Linked DNA regions of Homo sapiens: region 1 is linked to region 2. A link is an interaction called in ENCODE POLR2A ChIA-PET data of the cell type or tissue named here. Cell type or tissue: CD4-positive, alpha-beta T cell. All regions are shown on one strand.

Region 1 (2,500 bases), 140 kb before region 2:
GTTCTCCCACCTCAGCCTCCCAAGTAGCTGGGACTACAGGCACACACCACCATGCTTGACACCACACCCAGCTAATTTTGCATTTTTGGTAGAGATAGGATTTCACCATGTTGCCCAGGCTGGTCCTGGGCTCAAAGAGATCTGCCCACCTTGGCCTCCCAAAGTGCTGGGATTACAAGCATGAGCCACTTGCACCAGGCCATTCCTTTGAAATTCTTAGAGCAGTTTATAAGATTCTCTATCTTAGTTTTCTAAGTTTGCCCTTTGTGATCTATTTTTGTTTGTTTACCCTTTAAATGGTAATGTTATTTAGGGTTCTGTCTTTGGTTCTCTTCTCTTGATCATGCTGAGAACTTTCCCTGGGTGATTCCATTTTTGTTCCTTGGCCTTGACCATTGTGTTCATATCAAGAGTTGTAAGTAAAATACTTATGGGGCCACATAGGTAACATAAATGAGTGACATGGTAAGGGATGATGGAGATGCTGATGGATTAAAGTCTCTATGCCCTGTTCAGAGCTCTGGTCAGATTGTTGCTCTTTTATAATATAGTATCCAGTGTTGGCAAATCTTCAGTTTTTCAAGAGATATTAGGCATCTAGAGTTCTTAATGGGAAATTTCTTATTTCTATAATAATTATGAGCAACTGGTTAAAATTTCAACCATAGTGCAGACCAATAGTAAGTATTTTTAGTTTGCAGGTTTACTTACTGTAACTTACCATGCTTCTCACTCCTAGATTTATGTCTTCAGATCTGAATTTCCTGCTGGGTTTTAGGCTTATCCCATTGTGTTCTATATGTAGGAGTTCTGTGTCCCACAGGCATCTCAAAGACCATGACCCTGAACCTCTTAATTTGTATTAGGAAGTGATTTCATTTATAGGATACCTGTGAGTTTGAATCATTATTTCACCACCTACTAGCTCACCAAAAAAGTTACTTTATTTCTTTAAAGTTCTGTTTGCTCATATGTGAAATGGGAGTAATATTTACCTCATTGAGTTCTTATACTAGCACAGTTACTTCCGTACAGTAACCAAACACTGCTTTCAGTTGCTGTTCCTGTTTCAGTGAATGGTATCACTACATGTACTTACTTATGCTTAAGAGTCATTGGTGACTCTACCCTTGTTTTTATTTTTCAGGTCTAATTAGTCACCAGGTTCTATTGGTCTAATAGAATTTTCAGGTCTAATTAGTCACCAAGTCCTTAGAATTTATCCTGCTCTACTGCATGTTTCTTCCTCAAACCGTCCTTCACCTCTGTACTGCAGCCCCTTTAGAAATTAGCTTGAGAGGCCAGATGTGGTGGCTCAAACCTGTAATCCCAGCACTTTGGGAGGCCGAGACGGGCAGATCACCTGAGGTCAGGAGTTTGAGACCAGCCTGGCCGACATGGTGAAACCCCATCTCTAGTAAAAATACAAAAATTAGCTGAGTGTGATGGCACGTGCCTGTAATCCCAGCTACTAGGGAGGCTGAGGCAGGAGAATCACTTGAACCCGCGGGTAGAGGTTACAGCGAGCCGAGATTGCACCACTGCACTCCAGCCTGGGCAACAGAGCAAGACTTCACCTCAAAAAAGAAACTAGCTTGAGGCTGGGCATGGTGGCTCATGCGTGTGATGCCAGCACTTTGGGAGGTTGAGGTGGGAGGACCACTTGAGCTCAGGAGTTTGAAATCAGCCTGTCAGCATAGTGAGACCCCATCTCTTAACCCACCGACCCCACAACCAACGCAAAAAAAAAAAAAAAAAGCCAGGTGTGGTGGCATTCGCCTGTGGTCCCAGCTACTTGGGAGGCTGAGGCAGGAGGGTCGCTTGGCCCAGGAGGTCAAGGCTGCAGTGAGCTATGATTGCACCACGGCACTCCAGCATAGGTGAGAGAGACTCTGTCTCAGAAAACAAACAAACAAAAGATAGAAAAGAAATTAGCTTGAAAAGCAACAACATCTCTTCCAGTAAGTTTTTTGGCTCACCACTTTTCTCACTCCAGGTCTGAATTAGATACCTCTTTTTCTGTGCTCCTAGCCTCCTGAGGATGTCTCTGTCATAGTGCTCTCCACAACTGTTTGTAATGCCTTTTTTCTACGCAACTTCTTGAAGGCAAAGACTACCTATCTTGAATGGCTTTTTATCTCCAGGGCTTAGAATAATGCCTGGCAAATAATGAGTTCAGTGATGTTTGCAGAATGAATGCATTGGCTAAATATATCATTTTTCTGGAGAAATTGTAGATATAAAAAAGATCCCGACGCCTTAATTATAGCTGTAAGGCTTTTTAAAATGTCCCAGTTGTTTTGTTTTCCCTGTTTGAATAAGATTCTAGGTGCTTTAATTTATTATATAAGTCAATAACTTCATTTATTTATTTATTTATTTTTAAAGACAGAGTCTTGCTTTATTGCCAAGGCTGGAGTGCAGTGATACAATCACGGCATGGTTCACTACAACCTTGAACTTCCAGGCTCAAGTGATCCTCACACCTCAGTCCCCAAGG
Region 2 (2,500 bases):
GTATATACCCAAAGCAATTGAAAACATAAACTCAAATAACCATACACACATTTGTAGCACCATCATTTACAATACGTAAAAGGTAGAAACAGCCCAAACATTTATCAATGGATGAATGGATAAACAAATTGTAAGATACGGCCGGGCGCAGTGGTTCATGCCTGTAATCCCAGCACTTTGGGAGGCCGAGACGGGTGGATCACTAGGGCAGGAGATCGATACCATCCTGGCTAACACAGTGAAACCCCATCTCTACTAAAAATACAAAAAATTAGCTGGCCTGGTGGCGGGCGCCTGTAGTCCCAGCTACTCGGAAGGCTGAGGCAGGAGAATGGTGTGAACCCGGGAGGCGGAGCTTGCAGTGAGCCGAGATCACGCCGCTGCACTCCAGCCTGAGCGACAGAGTGAGACTCTGTCTCAAAAAAAATAAAAAATAAAAAAAATAAAAAATTGTGAGATACACACACACACACACACACACACACACACACACACACACACGGAATATTATTCAGCCATAAAAAGATTGATACTAGCTACAAAGTGGATGACCATCAAAATATGCTAAGAGAAAGGAGGCAGAAACAAAAGGTCACATACTGTATGAGTTCCTTTAAATGAAATATTCAGAACAGGTAAATTCATAGAGACAAAATGCAGACTGGTGGTTGTCACGGGCTGGTGGAGGTGGGCAATGAGAAGCAATTGCTCAATGGGTACAGTTTCCTTTTGAGGTGATATCATGTTTTGGAGCTAGACAGAGGTGGTGGTTGGACAACACTGTGAATGTCCTAAATGCTACTGAATTGTTCATTTTAAAAGGTTAATTTTATGTTATATGGATTTCACCTCAATTTTTAAAAACTCTTATAGCAACAATAAAATCATACCTCATTGTGAGATCCACCAGAAAAGCTAAAATGAAAAAAGACATACAATATCAAGTGTTGTCAGGGTGTGGAGCAACAGAAATCCTCATGAACTAACTGGTGGATGTATAAATTGGTTACAATTACTTGGGAAGACTGGCAACATTTACCAGACGTAAACCATATGCATACCAAGCATAATGCTTGGTTAGGTGCTCAATAAATATTTATTGATTGAACTAACGAAGTACCCACTTTTTTTTTTTTTAGGTACTATGCTAAGAAACAGGACATAAATGAAAAGATATGGTTTGCTCTCCTAATAAAGATACACACACAAATGATTATAATATGCTTATATTGTGGAGGGTGGATATTGTAGTGGTTTTGGAGTCAGATCATTTGAGTTCTGACTCCACCATTTACTAGTTAGCTATGATTTTCAGCAAGTCTGAATTTTATTTCTGCATCAATTATAAAATATCTTTCCTTTCCACTCTCACTCCACAGTTTCAGTCTACTGCTGCTACTTTCACCTTTACAAAACAGAGCATGTCAATACCCCATTCCTTCCAGCTAAAAATCCAAAGATTCCCTACTACATAAAATAATCTAAACTTCTTATCTTGGCATTCAAAAACTTCTACATTTTGTTACCTACCTTTCTTTCCAGCTTTATCTCATATTCTACTCCTGCCATGTTCCAGAAGTCATTCTGGCCTGCTATATCTTATTTGGAATATACTGTTGAAATGTCTTGGCTTTGTGTCTTTGCGCCACATGTGTTTCTTCCAAGAATTCACTCTCTGTACTTTGAGTATTGTTAGTTCATGAGAAAGTGAGTCTTTCATGGTACTATATATTGATAAAGGGTCTTTTGCATTTAATTTTACTTAACATGTAGATTAACCCTGGGAGAGAGTAAACTGACCACGTTTATGGAAGTAGTCTGATACACACTAAAAATGAATAAAAATTAGCATTCAGGAGCACACTTTGGCCTCCCTGACCTTTTATTTCGGTAAAAAAAGTTATTTCCTCAATACTAACCATATTGTTGTACCAGAATATCTCTACTTAAAAACTGTCACTGACAGCCTGGCCAACATGGTGAAACCCTGTCTCTCCTAAAAATATAAAAATTAGCTGGGCGTGGTGGTGCACACCTGTAATCCTAGCTCATCAGGAGGCTGAGGCAGGAGAATTGCTTGAACCCAGGAGGCAGTGGTTGCAGTAAGCCGAGATTGCACACTCCAGCCTGGGCGACAGAATGAGACTCCATCTCAAAAAAAAAAAAAAAAAAAAAAAAAAAAAGACTATCACTGGGGAAACTGCTTTTCTGGTTCATCCATTTGAATCTAATCCAGTGTCAAAACTTATCAAGTTAGCTCTGCCACCCCTGTTATTCCTAGTTGTGAATATGGGAAGATACTCCCAGAAGTTTAAAATGACGGAAATAAGATTGTCCTTTGAAAGATCAACACATAAAGGATAAGAACATGTAATAGACATTGAGTGATTAAGTGAAACAAATTAGTGGCATCAGTCTAATTCACCAACTCAATTTAATTACATTTACCCTATAGACACTACAGTGGATACAAAGATAAAAAGGCCATGAACTCAACCAT

What was found. ChIA-PET counts read pairs that join two places held together with the same protein. Peaks named below come from ENCODE experiments on the same cell type or tissue, not always from the same donor. Only the 100,000 strongest peaks of a DNase experiment are listed, where the experiment ranks them.
Region 1: POLR2A ChIA-PET joins it to region 2 with 8 read pairs; 2 of 35 experiments call an interaction of 5 or more read pairs at or near these places.

The regions. Positions count from the first base shown.
Region 1 is chr10:21,709,842-21,712,341 of GRCh38, forward strand. The region is part of intron 13 of MLLT10 (MLLT10 histone lysine methyltransferase DOT1L cofactor); the gene reads left to right. Among named protein-coding and RNA genes, the nearest start is that of MLLT10, 180 kb to the left of the region's middle. RefSeq lists enhancers at 1,135-1,234, 1,204-1,704. In CD4-positive, alpha-beta T cell, no CTCF peak of the experiment used is centred here; a DNase peak (open chromatin) is centred at 1,090.
Region 2 is chr10:21,851,634-21,854,133 of GRCh38, forward strand. All of the region lies in intron 8 of DNAJC1 (DnaJ heat shock protein family (Hsp40) member C1), which reads right to left. Among named protein-coding and RNA genes, the nearest start is that of DNAJC1, 150 kb to the right of the region's middle. In CD4-positive, alpha-beta T cell, no CTCF peak of the experiment used is centred here; no DNase peak of the experiment used is centred here.